Regions from separate parts of the Homo sapiens genome. Here all the other regions are linked to region 1. A link is a contact called in ENCODE Hi-C or POLR2A ChIA-PET data. All regions are on one chromosome and are shown on one strand. The core of a region is the stretch at or near the end of the contact, and the rest is flanking DNA. Distances in the headings are between cores, read along the strand shown. Region 1 holds the start of SYS1-DBNDD2 (SYS1-DBNDD2 readthrough (NMD candidate)). Region 2 holds the start of CD40 (CD40 molecule). Region 3 holds the start of PLTP (phospholipid transfer protein).

Region 1 (4,272 bases), core at 1,062-3,561:
AGTGAGCCATGATTGCGCCACTGCAAACCAGCATGGGTGACAGATTGAGACCCTGTTTCAAAGAACCAAACTAAACCAAACCAAAACTAAACTAAAAGTCATCTTGATGTTTGGAGTCAGTTGTCCTGAATTTGAATCTCAGCTCTGCTCCCTGTGAGCTCTCTGACCTAGAGAGTCACACCACCTCCCCCCAAGCCTAGTTTCCTCCCCTATAAAAAGGGGACAATAGCTATATTTTCAGATTGTGAGAATTAAACAAGATCATGTAGGCACTTAAGAAACAGATGTTTTCTCAGAAACACTAGATCATGTGCATAATCAGTGAACTAGAGGAATTTGAATACATATTTGTTGGACTGAATTGAGGTGCCTAAAAGAATGGTTGAGCTGGAAAGCACCTAAGAAATCTTTGGGCCTTAATAACTCCCCAACTGGAGTCCAGGGGAACTGTTCAGGGTATTTCCAAATGATAAGGACAATCGCACACTCTCAATAAAGTCTCAAGTTTCTTTACTTTTGTCTGGAATTGTATCAGCTCAAGGTGATAACACGGCTACCACAAGCTGTTCAGAAATTCTGATTGGCAGTTACATGGCTCTTTGATACGTTTTTTTTTTTTTTTTTTTGAGACGGAGTCTCGCTCTGTCGCCCAGGCTGGACTGCAGTGGCGCAATCTCGGCTCACTGCAAGCTTCGCCTCCCAGGTTCACGCCATTCTCCTGTCTCAGCCTCCCGAGTAGCTGGGACTACATGCGCCTGCCACCAGGCCCGGCTAATTTTCTGTATTTTTAATAGAGATGGGGTTTCACCATGTTAGCCAGGATGGTCTTGAACTCCTGACCTTGTGATCTGCCCGCCTCAGCCTCCCAAAGTGCTGGGATTACAGGCATGAGCCACTGTGCCCAGCCTAAGTTTTTTTTTTAATGAGAAAATAATTACTGGAAGGTAGATTAAATGGTGGAAAACGTTAATCATGTCCAACTCCTCATTTCATAAACAGGGAAGCTGAGGTTTAAAGAAGGAAGTGGCTTGCTGGTCACACTGGGTGGCATAGCTGGCCCTAAAACCCAAATTCTTTTCCTGGAACAACTTACTTCCCGTCTTTCCACTTCAGAGAGGGGGAACCTAGGATCAATGAAGTTGATGGGTTTTCGTCTGCTGGAGTAGGAATAAGTGAGTTATCGATTTGCTCTTGCTTTTTCTGTTCTTAACTCATTCAGCAAATATTTACTGACTGTCCACTATTCGGATTTGGAAGATAGATAAAACAGTCATGGCAGCAGAGAGGGTCAGGATTTACTCCTATGTGCGACTTCAGAACCTGTGCCTTTTTCCACTGGACACCCACATTTTAAAACACCCACTACTCTGCCTTCTAATATAGTTCATCTGTGTCTCAGGGCAGGGGCTGTCTTATATATACATGTTCTAGCCTTCCTGCCACCGAGTAGGTGCGAAATCAATGTTGTAGTGTTGAGGAAACACTTGAATTTTATTTATTTATTTATTTATTTATTTATTTATTTAGAGACGGAGTTTTGCTCTTGTTGCCCAGGCTGGAGTGCAATGGCGTGATCTCGGCTCACTGCAACCTCTGCCTCCCGGGTTCAAGCAATTCTCCTGGCTCAGCCTCCCGAGTAGCTAGGACTACAGGCGTGCGCCACCACGCCCCGCTAATTTTGTATTTTTAGCAGAGACGGGGTTTCTCCATGTTGGTCAGGCTGGTCTCGAAACACCGACCTCAGGTAATCCGCCCACCTCAGCCTCCCAAAGTGCTGGGATTACAGGCGTGAGCCACCGCGCCCGACCAACACTTGAATTTTAATACTTACTTTGCTACTAACTGTGTCGTTGAAACAGTATGTTGCTTTCCTTCTCTGGCCCTTAGCTTAACTATCTGTACAGCGGGAACATTGGCAAACTCCTACGTGGAGGAGCTTGCAGGTCCACTTCAAGTTATCAGACTCTAACTAGGAGAAAACATTGAGAATTTAGGCTGAAAATAACGACACAGTTTATCACCTCGTTAATTCCCAAACATCATTACCGCGTCCTAAGCCACCCCACTTGCCTCTCCCCTAGCCGCCTTCCTTTAAAAAAAGAATTCCCCTCTAGAGGGCGCGCAAGCTCTGCGGCCTTCGTTCCTCTCTTCCGTTTGCCTTCACTCTTCCTTCTGCGCATGTGCTCAGTTCGCTATCCGGCTGCTTGTACCTGGTTCAGGAGGTTCAGGCAGAGGTTGCACCCACTACGCCTGCGCAACCTCAGCCCCGCCCCTCCGCTGCTTTCCCCGGAAACGTTTCTTTCCTACGCAGCCGCTCCTGCCGCCGTGGTCGCTGGAGCTTTGCCTCTCTAGGCCGGCAGCGCCTCTCCTCCATGGTCCTGTCTGTCAGCGCTGTTTTGGGAGCCCGCCGGTGAGGCCGGGCCACGCTCAGACACTTCGATCGTCGAGTCTGTCACTGGTGAGTAGACCCCAGAGGAGCTCGTGTACGGGCGGGGGCCGCGCAGGCGGAATGGGCTGGATTTCCCCTCACTCTGAGAATGGGTCTGTCTGCCCCGCCTTCCCCCTGACTCTTGGAATGGGCTCACCCCTTGGTTCCAGTCCCTCCTCCCGGGCGGGGCGACGTTGCCATGGAGACAGGCCGCTGGCTGAGGCCCGGCTCGTGTCCCTGCAGGGCATGGCGGGTCAGTTCCGCAGCTACGTGTGGGACCCGCTGCTGATCCTGTCGCAGATCGTCCTCATGCAGACCGTGTATTACGGCTCGCTGGGCCTGTGGCTGGCGCTGGTGGACGGGCTAGTGCGAAGCAGCCCCTCGCTGGACCAGATGTTCGACGCCGAGGTAGGGTCCCCGGACTGGGGCGGGTGGGGTCTCGGCCTCCCCGAGTAGGCTTTGTGGTCCATCACTACTGTGCTGTAGACGTGGCTGGGTCACCTTCTTTCTTTGTAGCCCTGGGAAAGGGATTTCACCTTTCTGAGCCTCAGCTGCCTCATCCATAAAATGGAATGACAGCAGAGGCTGATTAGTACAAAGAAAAGGGCCTGGATGTTAATACAATAAACACGTCTGTGTTCCAGGCAACTCTGATACATTTCCTTTCTGATACTCTGGGAAAGTGACTTGATTTCTCTGAGCTAGGTTCTCAGGTGCCACATCGGAGAGAGGGGTGGATAAAAGAGCATTCGTGCGGGTACAGTGGAAACTGCCTGGACTTTGGGGTCAGACAGGCGTCCGTTTAAGATCCACTTACTAGCTGTGTGACCTGGGGCAAATGTCACCTCTGTGAACTTGTTTTCCTGTCTTCAAAACCATGAGACTAGTTGCAGAGAGGTCGTGGACTGCAATATAAAGAGCATGTGCTTTGGGTTCAGAAAAGCAAGGGTTCAGTCTAGGCCTAAACATATAAAACTAGCTGTGGGACCTTGGGCAAGTTGCTTCCCCTTTCTGAGCCTTTTCTGAAAAGTGGGCCGGATGCTCCTACCATGTTGCCCTCAACAAAATGTTACAAGGCCCAGAGGGGTTTAGGAATAAGAAGGTACTTTGTAAAGTGTAAAGGAGGCCTATAAGTTGTTACATCTAAGAGGCAGCTGTGGCGTGGTGATGAGCACAGTTCTTTTTTTTTTTTTTTTTTTTTTTTGAGACGGAGTCTCCCTCTGTCGCCCAGGCTGGAGTGCAGTGGCAGGATCTCGGCTCACTGCAAGCTCCGCCTCCCGGGTTCACGCCATTCTCCTGCCTCAGCCTCCCAAGTAGCTGGGACTACAGGCGCCCGCCACTACGCCCGGCTAATTTTTTGTATTTTTAGTAGAGACGGGGTTTCACCGTTTTAGCCGGGATGGTCTCGATCTCCTGACCTCGTGATCCGCCTGCCTCGGCCTCCCAAAGTGCTGGGATTACAGGCGTGAGCCACCGCGCCCGGCCGAGCACAGTTCTTAAAGCCAGGAGACCTGGGATGGAGTCCTTGCTCCTGCTGCTTGTTCTCTGTGTTAGCCCTTGGGCAAGTTATTATCCAAAAAGTGATAAGAATTAAAAGAAGAAGAATGGCTTTGTGAGGTTTTTTTAGGGATAATATGAGATTATGTATGTCAAAGACCTTTCTTTGTCAGCTGAAAGTGTGGTGCAGATGTTTGGCATTTGATAGTATTGTGTTGGATAGTGGAGGTTGCACACCCACCATATGCCTAGTTGTAGTCTCGTAGGAGACTCTATGCTCCTGGGAAGAGCTGTGGGAATGCCAGGCTTTGTTGAAGAGCCATATGATGCACACAACCTGAGTTCTA
Region 2 (4,272 bases), core at 1,442-3,941, 760 kb after region 1:
ATCCAGTCCTGCCCTCAGGGAGCTCACAGTCAAATGGGACCAGGCAGAAGGAGTTATGAGCTGGCATGCTAAATGCTGTGGCAACACAGGGGAGGAGGCAGGGTGGGATAGAGTACCTACCTCTGCCTCAGGGAGTTGGGGAAGGTGTAAGAGGAGGCAACATTTAAACTGTTTAAGAAAGGAGAAGGAAAGGAAGGAAACATCAAGAGCAATGAGATAAACCGTAAGGAAAAAAGATTGTGTGCCTGGGAAGTGGGGAGAGGCTGAAGCCAGTGTGCATGGGAGGACGTGGCAGGAAGTAAGCATAGAAAGAGAGGTTGGGGCTGAGTGAGGAAGGGTGTGCTTTGCCAGGATAAGAAATTTGGATCATCCTGAGGGTGCAGGGAAACCCAAAGAGGCTTTTATGCAGGAAAGTGTCCCAGTCGATCAGATCTGGAGTTTATCAAGAGAATCGCAGCAGTGTAAAGAGTTGCCTGGCACATAGTAGGTGCTCAATAAATCCTGTGGAATGAGAGAGGCTGTTGGGACAGTCCAGATGAAAGATGGCACCCTCTGAATTAGGGCAGTGGCAGAGGTGACAGAAAATAAGGGATGGATCCTAGAGGCAGAATCCACAAGACTTGCAAATGTGCCCTTAACAGCAGAAGCCATGAGAATGGGGTTAGAAGTGTCCTCCTCTTCCATCCTCCCTGATCTGTGAGGTCTGGCCTCTTGTCCTCTTCCAGAAATTGAGAGCTTGGAGGGTCATCACCTCAACCGTTGTCTAGTTCAAGCTCCTAAGTTTTCCTTGGAGAAAAATTTAGGCCTAAGGGAACACAGTCCTTCAGAGGCAGAGGCTGCACCAGAACCCAGGTGTTCCATGCTGCAAAGCAGAGTGTTAACACTGGTTCAAGAACATCTTGAGGGCCAGGTGCGGTGGCTCATGCCTGTAATCTCAGCACTTTGGGAGGCCAAGGCAGGCGGATCACCTGAGGTCAGGAGTTTGAGACCAGCCTGGCCAACGTGGAGAAACCCCGTCTCTACTAAAAATACAAAAATTAGCTGGGCGTGGTGGCGCCAGCCTGTAATCCCAGCTACTCGGGAGGCTGAGGCAGGAGAATTGCTTGAACCCAGGAGGCAGAGGTTGCAGTGAGCCGAGATCATGCCACTGCACTCCAGCCTGGGCAACAGAATGAGACTCTGTCAAAAAAAACCCAAAAACCAAAAACCAAACAAACACCCAAAAAACAAAACGAAACAAAAAACAAAAAAACAAAAGCACGTCTTCAGAGTTCATGAACCCAGGAAATGTAGGCACAAGTGTGTGTGTTTCTGCAAAATGAGAGGGTCCCGAGTTTCCTAACATACTTAAAGTGTTTTATGATGCCACAAAAGGCTGGCCCACTCTTTTTTTTTTTTTGAGATGGAGTTTTGCACTGTCGCCCAGGCTGAAGTGCAGTGATGTAATCATTGCAATCATGGCTCACTGCAACCTTGACTTCTTGAGCTCAAGCGATCCTCCTGCCTCAGCCTCCTGAGTAGCTGGGACTACAGGTGTTTGCCACCATGCCTGGCTAACTTAAAAATTTCTTTATTTTGTAGAGATGGGGGTCTTGCCATGTTGCCAGGCTGGTCTTGAACTCCTGGCCTCAAGCAATCTCCCTTTTTGGCCTTCCAAAGTGTTAGATTACAGGCGTAAGCCACCGCGCCTGGCCCCCACCTTTATTTTTATTTTTATTTATTATTTATTTTTTTTTTTTTTGAGACTGAGTCTTGCTCTGCCTTCGAGGCTGGAGTGCAGTGGCACGATCTCGGCTCATTGCAATCTCTGCCTCTGCGGTTCAAGCGATTCTCCTGCCTCAGCCTCCCGAGTAGCTGGGATTACAGGCGAACGCCACTACATCCGGTTAATTTTTGTATTTTTAGTAGAGACGGAGTTTCACTATGTTGGCCAGGTTGGTCTCGAACTCCTGACCTCAAGTGATCTGCCCGCCTCGGCCTCCTAAAGTGCTGGATTACAGGCGTGAGCCACCGCGCCCGGCCCCACTCTTAATAAATGCCTGTCTCCAGGTGCTGGGTGGGAGGTGGGATGGAATGGAATGAGGTGAGGACGCATGGATGCATGGATGAATGGATGGGAAGTTGAGACGACGCGCCCACACGAGGGAATTTCCTTTGAAAGAGAGCGAAATTCTGAGTTGGGAAACTCTTCCTTGAAACGCCTCCCCATACCCCAGCTGTGGCCTTCCCGTTTTCTGCGTGGTGGTGTGGGGGGAACTTCCTCAGGCCTCTCCGCAGTGGAGCCTCTTTCGGTTCTGCCAGGATACCTAGAGGCAGCGGAGAGCGGGGCAGGGAGGGGAAAACCGTGAGGGTCCCTGTGGCAGGCCCCAGCACCCATGGGATCTCTCTCCGGTCGCAGGAAGCAGGCTAGCTCCTAGCCCGCCTCGGCTTGGCCTTTGTGGGACCTGGGGGCAAAGAAGAAGAGCTGTCTCTGGGACCATGCCTCCTCCCGTACACAGCAAGATGCGTCCCTAAACTCCCGGGGGAATTAGACTTGTGGGAATGTTCTGGGGAAACTCCTGCGCGGTGAATTGCTGGGGGCTCCGCCCCCCCGATAGGTGGACCGCGATTGGTCTTTGAAGACCCCGCCCCTTTCCTGGGCGGGGCCAAGGCTGGGGCAGGGGAGTCAGCAGAGGCCTCGCTCGGGCGCCCAGTGGTCCTGCCGCCTGGTCTCACCTCGCTATGGTTCGTCTGCCTCTGCAGTGCGTCCTCTGGGGCTGCTTGCTGACCGCTGTGAGTTGTTTTTGCCCCGACCAGACGGGAGTTGGGAGTGGGGAATGAGAAGGAAAGGGAAGGAAGACTTCGGGGAAGAGGCCTTCCTGGCTGATTTTTGTGGGGGCAGGAGGGTGGGTGGGAGCTGGGCAAGGTGCCCCCGCTCCTGGCTGAATGGGGTGGGCTGCCTCTCTCTTCTCCCGGGCTGGGGTCCCGGGAGCGGCCTACAGGGGCCGCTCAGGGAAGGCACTGGCTGCCCAAGCGTGCCTAGACGGCCTGGACGGGTTTAGGGAGCCTCAGAGGCTGGCCACACAGAGACTGGTAGGGGGTTCAGAGGGCGGGAAGTGAGGCGGACCAAGGGAAGGGGCGGGTCTGGCCCGTTTCCTGTCCCCTTCTTATTGTGGACAGATGCCAGCCTCTGTAAGTAGTTATCATCTCCTTGCCAGCTGGGGCTGCCTTCTTCCAGGGCATCTTGTGGGAACAAGAGATGGGTGCAGAGGCCCAGGTACTTTTGTGAGAAGGCAAGGAGCTTTTAACATCGCCTTCCACCCCGAACCGTATCTTGGGTGTTCCAACCTAGGAGGAATCCCCAGGGCTTTGCCTTTTTCTCCTGAATTTAAGATGACATAGGAGACCCCTGGGGAGATGAACAGTTTATGGGACACAATAAAGGGTTAGGAGACCAGAGTTCTGGTTGGCTCTGACAGGGCTGGTGATCAGAGGGCTGGAGAAACCAGGGGTTTCTCCAGGCACCAGAGGGGCTCAGAGCCAACCAAGCATATCTCCGGGATTTTCAGAAGCCTACACTTGACTCACTTTTTGTTTAAATGTATTTTTGTAGTTCCTCATTCTGGAGGCTGGGAATCCCCCAAGTACCTGGCTCCTTCATCCCAGCCCCTCTGGCCTCCCCCTACTTTAGAGGGCTGTAGATTCCTGCCTGAAGCCTGGGCAGGAATGACCCATGGTATCAAGGAAAGCAAGGGAAGCAGCAAGGGAAGAGAGGGAGTGGGGAGGCTGCTTTGGTCCCACAGCTTTCACTTTCACCTGAAGCAATGGCTCTTAGGGAACAGGGAGGCAGGGGGAGGGCGGAGCTGGAAAGAGGTAAAGGGGGGCCCTTGTGGTAGGAGTGGAGAAAGAGCCAGAGGAGGTGGGGTGAAGGGTGTGATCCAGGCTTCTCAAGAGCAGAGTTTGCCCTCATAACTCCCAACTTTGGCTCCAGGTAGAGGCTGGGCTGTGACAACAATGTCAGAAGCTATCTATTGAGGGCTTCTTGTGTGTCAGGCTCTGAGCCAAACACTGCCTGTTTTCTTTGTCTGATTTCTCACAACTCCCCCATTATACAGATGGGCAAATTGAGGCTCAGAAAGGGGGATTGTCTTGCCAAAGGTCTCATAGCTAGCTAATGGAAGAACCTGGTTGTGAATCTACATCTGCATGATTCCCGAGCCTGCCTCTCAGATAGTGAGAGTCTCCAAGCTCTGGTCCTGAGCTGTTTTGTGGCAGAAGGACCAGAACTATGGG
Region 3 (4,272 bases), core at 1-2,500, 550 kb after region 1:
CTGGTCCTGCTTCCTTCTTGGCCCCCTCTACATTTTCAAGGCCACGCCCATCTGCCTGGTCCCGCCTATGATGACTGGCTTGGCCTTTATCTTTTCGGCCCCATCCGGTTTCTTAAGTCTTGCCTCATCGATTTGGCCACGCCCCATCCCACTCAGCCTCCAGTCTCCCGAGACCCTGAGATTTCTCGGGCCCCGCCTCCACCGCCGAGGCCCCGCCCCGGATCGCGAGGCCCCGCCCCCCACTTACTCAGAGATGTTGTAGTAGAAGTGGCCTTCTTTGCCCCGCAGGTCCGGAATGGTGATAGTCTCCAGCTCTTGCTCCAGAAAGCGCAGCCCCTCCTGCTTCACTGAAGCAGCAGAGAAACCCTTACTTAGCTCCCGTGCCCACTGTTGGGGCGACCCCAACCCCGTCCGCTCCCGTCCGTCCCTGTCTGCCCCTGCGCCTTACCCAGCTCCAGCGCCTTGGAGGTGACGCGGATCTTGCAGCCTGGGAACTCTGCATGTGCGCCTGCCAGCAGCGCTAGGAAGAGGGCCCCGAAGAGGGCCATGGCGAGCGGGCCTGGGGGTGGGGTGGGGTCGCAGGAGTTATCTGAGCCGCTTAAACCCATTCCTTGGACGTCCAACCATAAGTGGGAACTAGCCTGGATCGTTACCCTCCAGATAACTCTTCGGGGAACTTGGAACCAATAATCTTGCCTCCATATGGCAGATGTGGAAACTGAGGCTCAGAGAGGCGATGCGACTTGCGTTCTGGCTCCCAGAGGATTTGGGACACGGGGGAGGGGACGTTCCCAGTTCCCTCGTGCTACCGCCGCGTGATGAGTTTGGACCTCCAGGGGACCAGCCCCCACACCCCCAACAACCTCCCCTTTCCTTTAGCGGTGGGCCCATGCAGGCTTGCACGTTGCCACGGCAACGACTGCACGCGCATTCTTGGAGGGTGGCTTGCGGTCTCCTAGGCCTCGCGCCCGGGGAGGAGAGGAGGTGGCCGACCAGACCGTGGGCTCCCGGGTCTCCCGGCTCCCTCAGGTCCTAAATCTCTCCCATTAGAGATTCTGCCTGGAGCCCCCATGTTAGCGTTCTCCTTCATCGGCTCTCCTCCCCACGCCGGCTTCAGTGCACCACGCGGCTCGGCGAGGGACTGGGAACGGGATAGGGACGCGCCCCAACTCACTCAGCGGTGGAGCTGGGGGGCGGCGCGGTCACGTGGGATGGCGGGCAGCTCAGGGGATCCGGGCGACGGGGTCTGGCGGGCAGGGTTGTTCCAGCCGCCTTTATAAAGCCGGCCTCCCCGACCCCTCCTCCTCTCTGCAGCTCTCCCCTCCTCCCTTGGGGGCTGGGAGGGGACGGGGCGGGACGCTGGCAGCCGGGAGAGTGGAAAAGGCTGCACAGAGCCCCGTGACAAGCCCGGCCGCTGTCTGGACAAGTGGGAGACCCAAGCCCAGGGAGAGGGAAGGAAATGCAGGAGCCGGCCCACTCAGCCCCAACAATCCCACTTTGCTGGGACCTTGGTTCAAATTACAATTATCCATGTCTTCCTGCATGATCTTGGGCAAGTCACTTCACTTGGGTCACTGACCCTCAGTTTCTTCCTTCAGCGAAATGTGCACGATGATAGGAACTACCTCTTGGGCCTTTATTACAACCAGGTCCAGGCACAAAGTCAAGGAATATTTTTTCTTTCCCTGCCACCCACAATCATCTCGGGACCTCCTTGCCTGGCTTTGCTATGGGCCCCCCTACCTGTCTCTGTGTCACCACCTGGGGACCTTAAGGTCCCAGAGACCTTTCCCACTTGGGAAAGCAAGACTAGACAAGTGCTGTCAGCCCAGGAACATACCACACCGGCTGAAATCAGAAGGAGGTCTGCCATTTATCGTGGCTGGTGGATTGTTTTTTCTATTTTTTTTATTTTTATTTTTTGAGACGGAGTCTCGCTCTGTCCCCCAGGCTGGAGTGCAGTGGCGCGATCTCGGCTCCCTGCAAGCCCCGCCTCCCGGGTTCACGCCATTCTCCTGCCTCAGCCTCCCCAGCAGCTGGGGCTACAGGCGCACGCTGCCACGCCCGGCTAATTTTTTTTGTATTTTTAGTAGAGACGGGGTTTCACCGTGTTAGCCAGGATGGTCTCGATCTCCTGACCTTGTGATCCGCCCGCCTCGGCCTCCCAAAGTGCTGGGATTAAAGGCATGAGCCACCGCGCCCGGTCCACTGGTGGATTTTTTAATGAACCCTTGGAGCAAGGTGCTCTGAACAGCATCCCCGCCCCCACCCCCACCCCCACCTCCATCTACTGCTTACAGGGTTCCCGGACCCTAGGACAGGGCACAGAGTGGGTGCTTGCCACCTTTTTGTTGCCAAATGGACGAAAGAAAGGGGAAGCAATAATCATGTCTGCTGAGCATGTATTTAGCACCAAACACTCATCTAGGAAGGATGACTAACTCATCCTGATTTGCCTAGGACTTTCCCCATTGTGTCTTTTTTTTCTGATATAATCCACAGATTCACAAAAATAGTTCCATTTCCTTTTTTATTTAATTAATTAATTAATTTTTTTGAGACACAGTCGTGCTCTGTCACCAGGCTGCAGTGCGGTGGTGTGATCTTGGCTCACTGCAACCTCTGCCTCCTGGGTTCAAGTGATTCTCCTGCCTCAGCCTCCCAAGTAGCTGGGACTACAGCCATGTGCCACCACACCTGGCTAATTTTTGTATTTTTAGTGGAGACAGGGTTTTGCCATTTTGGCCAGGCTGGTCTTGAACTCCTGCCCTCAAGTGATCCGCCTGCCTTAGCCTCCCAAAGTGCTGGGATTACAGGTGTGACCCACCATGCCCAGCCTATTTATTTATTTTTATTTATTTATTTAAGATGGAGTTTCTCTCTTGTTGCCCAGGCTGGAGTGCAATGGCGCAATCTCGGCTCACTGCAACCTCCGCCTACCAGGTTCAAGCAATTCTCCTACCTCAGCCTCCCAAGTAGCTGGGATTACAGGCACCCACCACTACGCTCAGCTAATTTTTTGTATTTTTAGTAGAGATATGGTTTCGCTATGTTGGCCAGGCTGGTTTCGAACGCCTGACCTCAGGCAATCCACCTGCCTTGGCCTCCCAAAGTGCTGGGATTACAGGCGTGAGCCACCGCGCCCGGCCGCCTATTTATATTTTTAGAGACAGGGTCTTGCTCTGTTGCCCAGGCTGGAGTGCAGTGGTACAATCACGGCTCACTGAAGCCTCCACCTCTTGGGCTCAAGCGATCTTCCCACCTCAGCCTCCTGAGTAGCTAGGACTACAGGCAGGTGGTACCATGTCATGTCCAGCTAAGTTTTGTATTTTTTGTAGAGACAGGTCTCACCATGTTGCCCAGGCTGATCTTGAACTCCTGGACCCAAGTGATCCTCTTGCCTTGGGCTCCCAAAGTGCTGGGATTACAGGCGTGAGCCACACATCCAGCCATCCCCATTTTGAAACCATTCCTGGGAACCCACTCAGTCCCTGGGAAACCTTACAACTGGTCATCCGAATTCTAGGTAATTTATTTAACCTTAACAACCTGTCAGACTGGCACTATTATGAACCCTCTTTAACAGGAAGTAGAGGTTGAAGCAATTCTGTGGCTGCTATTAGGGAATCCGTAGACTGTTCATGGAAGAGTGGAAGGTGGGCTTTATAGCCCGGTAGTTATGTACTTAGACTCTTGTGTCTGACAGACAAGAGTTTACACCCCAGGTTGTCAGTTCTTAGGTGTATGACATTGATCCCTTGCTTAAGCACTCAGATCTTCAATTTCCTCATCCTAAAATGGAAACAATAATTTAAGGTTATTGCAAGAATAAATGGGCCTGGTACATGACACATCATTAGTGCCAAATAAATGCTAGCTATCTTAATTAGGGGCACATACCACGAGCAAACAAAGCAGAAAAGGTGTAGAGGGAGAACAGAGAAAGTGTTAAGAGTATCCAGAGGAGGAAGTATCTGTGTTCCTTTGAACTCTAGTAACCTTCCTAGAGCCTGGCTCAAGCAGAAAACCTGGTGGATGTTAGTTTTCTTTCCTCTTATTTCCTTTCTTTTCTTTTTTTTTTTTTGTGGGGTGGAGTCTCGCTCTGTCACCCAGGCTGGAGTGCAGTGGCACGATCTCGGCTCACTGCAACCTCCACCTCCCAGGTTCAAGTGATTCTCTTGCCTCAGCCTCCCGAGTAGCTGGGACTAGAGGCGCCTGCCACCATGCCCAGCTAATTTTTGTATTTTTAGAGACAGGGTTTCACCGTGTTGG

What was found. Hi-C counts contacts between places; a loop is a spot of excess contacts on that map. ChIA-PET counts read pairs that join two places held with the same protein, here RNA polymerase II (POLR2A). Pooled maps may share reads with other maps.
Region 2: a map of GM12878 shows a loop between it and region 1 (2.2-fold over the local background). The contact joins the promoter of CD40 here to the promoter of SYS1-DBNDD2 in region 1. A Hi-C loop is called at or near these places in 1 of 168 maps with a recorded cell type or tissue (GM12878), 6 of 37 single-sample maps with no recorded cell type and 5 of 50 pooled maps.
Region 3: a loop to region 1 is called in a pooled map, with 7 times the contacts of the local background. The contact joins the promoter of PLTP here to the promoter of SYS1-DBNDD2 in region 1. A Hi-C loop is called at or near these places in 7 of 50 pooled maps. POLR2A ChIA-PET finds 5 or more read pairs at or near these places in 3 of 52 experiments (H1, HEK293 and activated CD4-positive, alpha-beta T cell).

What each region holds. Positions count from the first base shown.
Region 1 is chr20:45,360,858-45,365,129 of GRCh38, forward strand. SYS1-DBNDD2 (SYS1-DBNDD2 readthrough (NMD candidate)) reads left to right here and starts at 2,312. Exons shown (of 6, transcript NR_003189.2): 1 at 2,312-2,458; 2 at 2,672-2,836. It overlaps SYS1 (SYS1 golgi trafficking protein), which reads left to right and starts at 2,299. Exons shown (of 4, transcript NM_033542.4): 1 at 2,299-2,458; 2 at 2,672-2,836. The coding sequence starts at 2,675. LOC124904914 (a long non-coding RNA gene) reads right to left here and starts at 2,511. Exons shown (of 2, transcript XR_007067609.1): 1 at 2,211-2,511; 2 at 1,499-1,969. RefSeq lists an enhancer at 2,029-2,468.
Region 2 is chr20:46,115,623-46,119,894 of GRCh38, forward strand. CD40 (CD40 molecule) reads left to right here and starts at 2,692. Exons shown (of 9, transcript NM_001250.6): 1 at 2,692-2,772. The coding sequence starts at 2,722. RefSeq lists a cis regulatory region at 1,874-3,971, enhancers at 1,913-2,729, 2,495-2,554, 3,565-3,914 and a silencer at 2,471-2,690.
Region 3 is chr20:45,910,905-45,915,176 of GRCh38, forward strand. It overlaps PLTP (phospholipid transfer protein), which reads right to left and starts at 1,251. Exons shown (of 16, transcript NM_006227.4): 1 at 1,175-1,251; 2 at 449-559; 3 at 248-347. The coding sequence starts at 548.